Regions from separate parts of the Homo sapiens genome. Here regions 1 and 2 are each linked to region 3. A link is a contact called in ENCODE Hi-C or POLR2A ChIA-PET data. All regions are on one chromosome and are shown on one strand. Each heading gives the region's core, a stretch centred on a gene start or an enhancer-like site at or near the end of the contact. The rest is flanking DNA. Distances are from core to core; before and after follow the strand shown.

Region 1 (2,915 bases), core at 192-2,691, 250 kb before region 3:
GAAATCTAAAGCATTTATCACTAGTCCGGCTGAGGCACCTTCAGAACAGATGTTGGTGTAGGGTTGGAGCCCCCTGCTGGCAGCCTCCTGCTGTGCGTGACATTACTCCTTTGGGGGAGTCTCAAACGGGGACCCAGGAAGTTACAGGGAAGGGATGATAAAGGCCACTTGGAAGAACTGGGCAGTGACTGTTGATTAACAGTACGTAAAAGTAAGTAAAGGTGTTTCCATTTTAATGCAGCACATGCTGTCTTATTCCCCTGGGAAGACAAGCCTGGTACAAGGAACTGTGTGTGTAGTTTACTGTGGACAGTGGTGATACCAGGGAGCAGGGGTGGAGACTAAGGAAACTGACCAGGGAAGAAGGAAAACCAAGCCAGTCACATTGGTGACTGCAGTGGGCACGGGGGCTTCCATCCCAACAGCAACTTCTGAGGAGTTGTATACAGATAGTGCCTCAAACTGACCACCCAATGGATGAAAGGCAGAAGTTGTAAGTGTTCCCCCATGAACTCCCATCTAGCATTGACAGAGGGTCATCTTGAAGGTTGTAACGCCCTTGCGCTTGTAGGTTTCACATCAGCGAGTGCCGGGGTGCTCCCGCAGGCACGTCGCACCACAGCATCGGAGAACCTTGCGGGGTCAGGGGAAGATGTACAGCGCATGCTTGAGGTGAGGCAGGGCCACAGGAGGTGAGTTGAAGCCTGCATAGAATTGTGTCCTCAAATAATAGCAGGAATCGAGGTGTGGCCAAGAGGATCCAAGGCAGTGCGTGGAGCACCCAACACTTAGGCATTCCTCAAGAACCTTGTGTTCGGCAAAATCAAGCAGTAAGAGTAATAGGGCTTATGGGGAAAATAGGGTTAGAGGCAGATCACTCGTAATCTGTGGAAATCTGTAACCAGAATGCTAATAAAAATAGTGGTTTGCACATAAGGAGATAACTTGGACTGCCCAGACTGCCTCAGTGTGGCTGGAGACTGTCACAGTAGATATTTAAAATGTTCAATGTGATAGAGTGGGAACATGCTGGCAACACTTTAATTAGAGCTGGTCTGGCAAGTGTTGAAAGAGTGCAGATGGTGGTGGGCTCTGAGTGCTAGTCAGGTGGATCCAGGAAGCAGTGCAACCTGGCTGAGAGCTGGGGAAAAGGGCCCTGGGTGTGTGTGCTCATTGCCATTTTCCTAAAATACAGCTGAAAGGGCTCATGCAATTAGTGTAGCAGCTGAGCTGAGCGCTTCTTCCTTCCCTGATGATGGCTATAATTTTACTTCTGCAGTGAGCTGATTCCCATAACAGAAATGTGCATTCTAGCAGAACAAATGTCTTTCTGGGTCTCACTGTATGGTGAGACTGTGGTGCATACTGATTAAGTATTGGCCCATTTCACTGCTCCCGTGGGCTTGGCTTGCTCCATGCTGATACCGCACTTCCTCATTTCAGCCCTCAGACTCTGAGCCATTGCCCACCAGGTTTCCAGATGCAGTACCCTCTGTAGCTCCTCACCTGCCATTTCGAATCCTGTTTATTGACAGGTGTTAATGTGGACAGCCTATTTATTAATGAACTTCTCCGGCTTAATTTATAAGCCTTTCTCCTCCCATGAGAATGTTCCCCATTTCCCTCATAACTGCCCCCATGAGAATCCCTGATGAGTGAGCTCTGGTGCTTGGACTCCATCTCCCTCTCTTGCTTCAGATGTACCCATTATACATCAAAATGAGCTGCATAGGAGGCCAGCTGCCTCCTGTAATCCCAGTGGCTCACACCTGTAATCCCAGCACTTTGGGAGGCTGAGGCGGGTGGATCACCTGAGGTCAGGAGTTTGAGACCAGCTTGGCCATCATGGCGAAACCCCGTCTCTACAGAAAATACAAAGATTAGCTGGGTGTGGTGGCGCATGAGAATCACTTGAACCTGGGAGGCGGAGGTTGCAGTGAGCCGAGATCATACCACTGCACTCCAGCCTGGGAGACAGAGAGACAGAGCCAGACTCCTAAAAAAAAAAAAAAAAAAAAAAAAAAAACAGAGCTGCATAGGGATGAAGGAGATGAAAAACAAAGCTACCAGTAAAAAAGCAAGTCAGTCATTTATCACAGCTATGGTAAACAATCATTTTTCTAATTATTGAACAAATAAAAGAATAACAGTAATAATACAATGATGTAACTACTTTTATGAGTTGCTATGTGCCAGGTGCACTTTATGCATTATCTCTTTTTTTTTTTTTTTTTTTTGAGACAGAGTCTCGCTCTGTTGCCCAGGCTGGAGTGCAGTGGCGCAGTCTCAGCTCACTGCAACCTCCTCCTCCCGGGTTCACGCCATTCTCCTGCCTCAGCCTCCTGAGTAGCTGGTATTACAGGCGCCCACCACCACGCCCAGCTAATTTTTTGTATTTTTAGTAGAGACGAGGTTTCACCATGTTAGCCAGGATGGTCTCAATCTCCTGACCTCGTGATCCACCCGCCTCAGCCTCCCAAAGTGCTGGGATTACAGGCGTGAGCCACCGCGCCCGGCCTGCATTATCTCATTTAATCCTTATAAGACATTGTGTGCTCAGTGCCATTATTAGTGATATCAGGTTTTTACAGATGGGAAGAAGGCTTAGAGAGGTTATGTAATTTGCTCAGTCACCCAGAGTGGCAGAGCAGGAATAAGAGTGTTAGAATTTGAATTCATACATTTCTAACTATTTTCTACTACCTTCTAGCATAAACCAATAAATAATACAGGAAAAATTGAGCTGCTAGGACATGGTAAAAAATAAGAGTATATACAAAATCTATAAATACGGAAAGGAAGAGATTAGAGGAAATAGCTGCAGCAGATATGATAAAGAATCAGCAAATGCTCTTATTAAATTTATGATTAAGAGTATCAAGAAGCTGGGCAGGCGCGGTGGCTCACACCTGTAA
Region 2 (2,834 bases), core at 76-2,575, 210 kb before region 3:
GGAGACAGAAGAGAGTCAGAGAAAGGGATATGATGACAGAAGCAGGGCCATCTGGCTTTGAAGATAGAACAAGGAGGCCATGAGCCAAGGAATGTGGATGGCTTCTAGAAGCTGAAAGAGCCAAGGAAATTGATTCCCTTCTATTTGGCAGAAAGAAACCCAGCCCAGCCACCACCTTGATTTTAGCCGATGGAGACTCATGTCACACTTCTGAGCTACAGAACTGTAAAATGATAAGTTGGTGTTGTTTTAAGCCACTAAATTTGTAGTAATTTATTATGGCAACAGAAGAAAATGAATGCACGGCCTCATCCTGATATTCCCGTTCTTAAATCCATTTCATTTTATTTCCACCTGGACTTCAGCCCTAACCTTGCCTCATCTCTGCTCTCTGGGTCCATCTTCTGGCCCCTGGATTGTTGAGAACTCCAAGGGGATGTGCTATTCAGTTGAATTTCGGCAGCAGGCAAAGGGAGGAGTCCAAGAAGAGGGCAGGTGAAGGCAAGGGTTAAGCAAGAGTTCTAGCTCTGGAAGCAGACTGGCTTGGTACTGAACCTCCGGGAGCTTTTGTTCTCTGTGGAAGCCTGAGCAAGGTATTTGGCTTGTTTCTTTGGCTCCAATGTAAAGACAGTGATAGGTGCTACCTCAGAAGGTTGCTGTGAGGATGCAATGCGATAATGTGTGTAAGGTGCTAAACGCAGCGCCCAGCAGACAGGAACACAGGAAATGAATGGCAGAGAAACTCTATTAGACATTTATCATGTGACATTATAATTAATGTTCATGTGCCATCAGGAGACCAGATCCAAGGAACGGCAGAAAGATCACAGGAGGGCACTCAAGGGCAACGCCGAGCACCCAGGGCCAGGTGCCCAGCCCTCCTCCTCTTCCCCTTCCTGTCCCCTCCCCTTTCCTGCTGGGGCAGCAGGGGCTTAGGGACAAAGCCCCAGGCGATGAGGAGGTGGCTTGGACAGCTGGTGCTCACACACACACACACCCCCGCCCTGTCTCCCAGAGGCCTGGCAGCCCCACACTCTCCCCCTCCGCCTCCTCCCCACACCCCCTCCACCTCGGGCTGCCCTTTGGTGGCAGATCAGGGCTGGTTTCCCGAGGAGTGGGGCGCACGTGGCGCGAAGCCCCCGCCTTCTCGCTGCCCCTGAGCAGGGGGCCGTGGGGGGAGCTGGCCGGCGGCCGGCATGGGGTTCTCACTTCCCCTCCCCAACGGCCGCGGGTGCAGGTGCCGCGGGCCGAGTCCCGCAGGCGGGGCGGACTCTGTGGACACGCCCTCGTGGCGAGGCCGGGCTGCCCTGAGGGAGGAAGCGCCAGAGCGGCGGCCGGTCCCGCGCGGAGCCCGGCGCCCCTCCAGCCCGAGCCAGGACGCCGCCGGCCCCGGTCCCGGCCCCGGGCACGCAGCGAGCCAGGGATGTGAGCGGCGCCCCGCGGCATGGCAGCCTCAGGTGGGTAGGCAGGCGCCGCGGGTCCCCGGGCTCCCGGCCCCTCTCTCGTACCCCGCATCCCTTGAGGCGCGCTCCCCCGCTTGCTTCTGTTTGCGTCCTCTGTGCGGGGATCTTGCCCTCTTTCTGCTCTTTTCTATGTTCCCTGTCGCAAACTTCCCACTCCAACTTTCCCACGTTTCCCGTCCCAGCCTGTGGCGCGATTCTCTTCAGCCCCTGCCTGGCCCGACCCCCTCCCACTTCTTCAGGGTCTCCTTCGCTCCCTCCACCTCTGGCCCTAGGAGTGTCTGAGCGTCGCTTCCCCTGTCCCTCCGACTCTGAAGCGAGAGGCGAGTTGAGAGAAGCGGAGGGCGGGCGATGTGGATGGTCTACAGGGCCAAACGCGTCTCCTGGGCTCCGTGGACCCACAGGGGGCGCTCAGGCAGTCCTAGGTGGTGCGGAGAGATCAGCCGGGGAGGCCCTTGGGACAGTTCCCCAAGCCCCGTTCCTCCACCCCTCCCAGGCTTTGTGTTTTGGGTCTAGAACTTTGCTAGGGATCTAGGAACACTATTCCTTGAACTTTACTTTTCCTGCGTCCTTTGCAGAACTTTGGGGAATGGGGAGAGTTGGCGGTCACTGGGTAAATGTACTCATCAAAGGGTGCCAAGCGTCTTTTCTGGCTGGTCTTGGGTTGCCTTCTGGTTCATGGGTGTACACACTTGGCAAGTCGCTCACTGACGGAGATCCAGGACAAGCCACATAATGATGATAACGGAGACAATTAATGAGTCCTTACTATTGCACTCCAATGGATACTGTGCACCTAATATGTTCTCCATGGTGGGCAGGAAACACCTAGTCTCTGCTCTCCAGGAGTTTATGGTCCTGTAGAGGAAAGCAATAAGTAAACAAGGAATTACTAGATGAGAGGAGGTAGAGTTACAGTGTTTACAAATGGGTTTACTTGTATTTTCCCAGCCCACTTTATGATGTTTTAGTAGGGATAACCTGTGAAAACAGGTTGCAGGTGCCCCTTGAAAAAGAAAATCTAGGTGGCCAGGAGAAGGCACTGTTCTTACAGGAGGTGAGCAAACACTGGAATGAAGAGCCAGCTCTCCCCAGATCCTCTGAGGGTCTGGTAAGGGTGCTTCGGAAGCAGAGGTAGAAAAGGCCAGGAGTGATTGTTCCATGTACTACAGGCTCATTAAAGGGGATGGGAAGGTAGTTAATCACAGCCTCCTGGCTCTCCAGCTGGGCTCTGGAGGCTAAAAGAAGCTGTGTTGTGAATAAGGAGGCCTAGTAATAGCAGGTAATATACACTTAATAAGGAAAATCTCTGGTATGACATGTGTTATGGGAAAACGATAAAGAAGGGTGAGGGAGACTGGGGTTAGGATTTTC
Region 3 (3,026 bases), core at 308-2,807:
GGGTGAATGCAGAGAGCTATGGCGTTGGGTTTGACTCCTGGCTTTCAGGCAGAAATGCATGCCATTCAACCCCCTCCCACTCCTTTGCCTATGCGCTGGCCACTTGGCCTTCCTGCCATTTGGTGGCATTTATCCTCTTCAAATTCCTTCCTTCCACCTGCCAGTTTCTAACCAGATCTTGCCCTGTCTGGCTCCATTCTGTATGTTATGTGCCCATTTGATGAAAACAGCATGAGGCAGGGTCAACATTGCATTTCTTTCTAAGAACGAGGACAAAATATGAGTAGCATCCTTCCAATAGTTAACTTTTAGCCCTTTACTTGTGTGAAGGACTTGTTATCCCAGTTGATAGATGAGAAGACAGATGACCATAAGTGCAAGAAATTCAGAGTTTGATGTGAAGCCCAGCTCTGGGCTCCCTGTTGACTATTTTGTCATTGATGTATGTGAAACCATGTGGAAATCCAAAAGGAAAGTTGTCCATTTTTCTGCTTGCAGTTTAAATTGAAAAAAGATTCTACTGGGCATGATGCAAAACATTTCTACACATACACATTTGTGTGTTATAGTTGACAGGGCCATTTTACTTGCATAAAAAGATCTTTGAAAAGCCTCACAGTAATAATACTTTTTATATCTCTAAATCAAAATGGCTCAGTTCTGAGAATTTTTACATTTTAGGTACAAAATAGAAGTGGGTTTCAAATAGCTCTTGATTAGTGTCATTATTTGGGCATATGTTTTTAATTGGCAAAAAAAAAACAGACTTCAGAAATTGGTCATTTTTATTCCATCAAGTTAACGGTGAGTGGCTTATTTAATAAAAACATGTCTGTAATTTAACACAAGTAGCACGTACAGCTGTTCATTTGTGTCTTTTTGACTGTGTGAAGCATCTTAGACGGTTTTACTGAAAGATAGGGTCACCGAGAGGGGAAATCTGTGGACTTAAATCTTTTTTCATTACCTATCGCCGGCCACTAGGTTAGGTTAGTTGCCGCCAGCAAGCGCCCTTCATGGCTCGACTAGGGAATGTGGAGAGAGCTGAGAGAATCGAAATCCTCGATTTTTTTTTCTTTGCTGAGAGGGACCTGAGAGACATTCACTCATCCCTGCAAAGAAGCAGCTGCCCGAATGCACATAGCCAGTTGGTAGTGACATGAATCCGTACACAGGGCTCCTGGTCCAGCGCTCCGAGTTCTAACCACTCTGGCCACGTGTGCATCGGGGAGTTGTAAAGTGAGTTATGGAAATAAAACAAGGCGAGAAGCCCAGTCCCGATCTTCAGGAGCAGCATTCTCGGGAGCCAGAGGCCGAGGTGGCGCCCCGGGCAGGCGCCTTAGGCTGGGTGGGTGCGGAGCTGGCCCCGGCCTTTGGCTCCAGCATCTTCACCTCGCTCGCCTGCCTCCGAAGTTGCGAAGGTGCCGGGAAGAGGAGGGGCCTCGCCTCGGGCGCCCGAGTGATTGGCTGCTTAGGGCCCCGGGCGAAGGCTGTGTGGTCCAGCCCTGGTGGAGAGGGGCGGAGCGGCCACTGCTCCAACCACCGCCGCCACCGCCACACTCGCAGCCGCCGCAGCCTCGGCCGCCGGGCAAGTAGCTCCGAGCGGCTGCTTCCCGGTTGCCTCGACGAAGACAGGGGGCGCCGCGCTCCGCTTGCTCCGCGCCTGAGCCATGCCCAGCAGCCCTGTGTAACCACCGAGTCCCGGCCGGAGCCGACCGACCCAGTGTGCGCCGTCTTTCGGCCGAGCTGAGCTTTCGTGCACGCAACTCCCTCTGCCCCAGCCGGCCCCGCGCCACCATGCCCCGGGCGACTGCACTTGGGGCCCTGGTGTCACTGCTGCTGCTGCTGCCGCTGCCTCGCGGCGCCGGGGGACTCGGGGAGCGCCCGGACGCCACCGCAGACTACTCAGAGCTGGACGGCGAGGAGGGCACGGAGCAGCAGCTGGAGCATTACCACGACCCTTGCAAAGCCGGTAGGTGCCGCCGCTGGGGAAGTCCCGCAGAAGTTTGCCTTTGAAATGCAAATGAGGTGGTGGGCAAGCCTGCACTACCGTCTATGGGGCGGGTCTCCCCTCCCCTCCCCTGAGATCCCCGGCTCCCCCGGAAGACAATGCCTCCGAGGAATTGCTTAAAAACCACTCCGAGGCTGGGATGTCCCGGCCCCAGGTTTGCGGTGCGCACCGGGGGGCGACAGCTGGCGCGTTCCCAAAGCGAATCAGAGCGGGTGCCAGAGGCCGAGAGGGCGCCCAGGGGCCGGGGTGGGTGCCAGGGCCGCCTGACAGCGAGTGGGCAGCACTGGCCACCGCCAGACGCTCCGGGCCGGAGCAGAAGAGCTGGACTGGGCGCGGCGCTCCGAGGCTCAGATGGAGTTCCTGGCTCCGATTTCACAGCATTTTTAAGTTTCGCGCAAAGTTTCCCAAGATCTGTGGTTACTCTTGGGAGATTTTAAAAAGAAAAGCGTCACAGCGGGCAAAAGGAAAGGGGTCGCCGAGGGAGAATGAGCAAGACTCGAATAGCCGGAAACTTCCCTGTAGCGGTACCGGCCTGAGGGTCGCTCTGGGCGGGCGGAGATGGAAGCCGGCAGGTGCTCTAATCCCTCCAGGAAGCGGCGCCCCAGGACGTACGGGCCTTTCGGGCGCAATCGCCGCCCGGGCGCTGCAGCTCCCGCTTCCTCGGGGCCACTGATCGGCTCGTGAGTCCTGAGGGGAGCGGCTTCCGAGCTGGAGTCGTTGAAGCGTTAGCCTCCGAAGGGCCAAGCGCATGTTCCAGCAAGCTGATGAGTGTGGGGCAGTTCCAGCACGGACAGAGGGGTGCTCACGCTCACGCTCCCAGGGAGATGCTGGGCTCAGAGGCTCGCACAGACGCTCCTGGCCCATGGCCAGTGTCCCGCGAGTAGTGGTGTTTATCTCCGGCTTTGTGGGGCCCCGTTTCACTTGGCGGTCGGCAGAGAAGAATGGGGAGGGAAGAGCGCGACCTCCACCCTCGGCGAGGCAGGTGCTCCTTCCCGGGGCTGTGGCCGGCCAGGTC

Evidence for each region. Hi-C counts contacts between places; a loop is a spot of excess contacts on that map. ChIA-PET counts read pairs that join two places held with the same protein, here RNA polymerase II (POLR2A). Pooled maps may share reads with other maps.
Region 1: a loop to region 3 is called in a map of IMR-90, with 21 times the contacts of the local background. The contact joins the enhancer-like site here to the promoter of TLL2 in region 3. A Hi-C loop is called at or near these places in 1 of 168 maps with a recorded cell type or tissue (IMR-90), 2 of 37 single-sample maps with no recorded cell type and 1 of 50 pooled maps. POLR2A ChIA-PET finds 5 or more read pairs at or near these places in 2 of 52 experiments (CD4-positive, alpha-beta T cell and GM12878).
Region 2: a map of naive thymus-derived CD4-positive, alpha-beta T cell shows a loop between it and region 3 (3-fold over the local background). The contact joins the promoter of PIK3AP1 here to the promoter of TLL2 in region 3. A Hi-C loop is called at or near these places in 1 of 168 maps with a recorded cell type or tissue (naive thymus-derived CD4-positive, alpha-beta T cell) and 9 of 50 pooled maps. POLR2A ChIA-PET finds 5 or more read pairs at or near these places in 2 of 52 experiments (HepG2 and activated CD8-positive, alpha-beta memory T cell).

Annotation. Positions count from the first base shown.
Region 1 is chr10:96,763,002-96,765,916 of GRCh38, reverse strand. No RefSeq gene overlaps it. Among named protein-coding and RNA genes, the nearest start is that of PIK3AP1, 44 kb to the right of the region's middle. RefSeq lists a silencer at 1-31. Within about 2 kb of position 1,441, at least 3 of the 41 ENCODE cell types and tissues checked have a DNase peak (open chromatin) inside an H3K27ac peak, as active enhancers do.
Region 2 is chr10:96,719,005-96,721,838 of GRCh38, reverse strand. PIK3AP1 (phosphoinositide-3-kinase adaptor protein 1) reads left to right here and starts at 1,325. Exons shown (of 17, transcript NM_152309.3): 1 at 1,325-1,457. The coding sequence starts at 1,445. RefSeq lists enhancers at 734-843, 1,694-1,803 and silencers at 964-1,263, 1,314-1,563.
Region 3 is chr10:96,512,457-96,515,482 of GRCh38, reverse strand. It overlaps TLL2 (tolloid like 2), which reads left to right and starts at 1,557. Exons shown (of 21, transcript NM_012465.4): 1 at 1,557-1,972. The coding sequence starts at 1,798. RefSeq lists enhancers at 1,707-1,776, 2,966-3,026.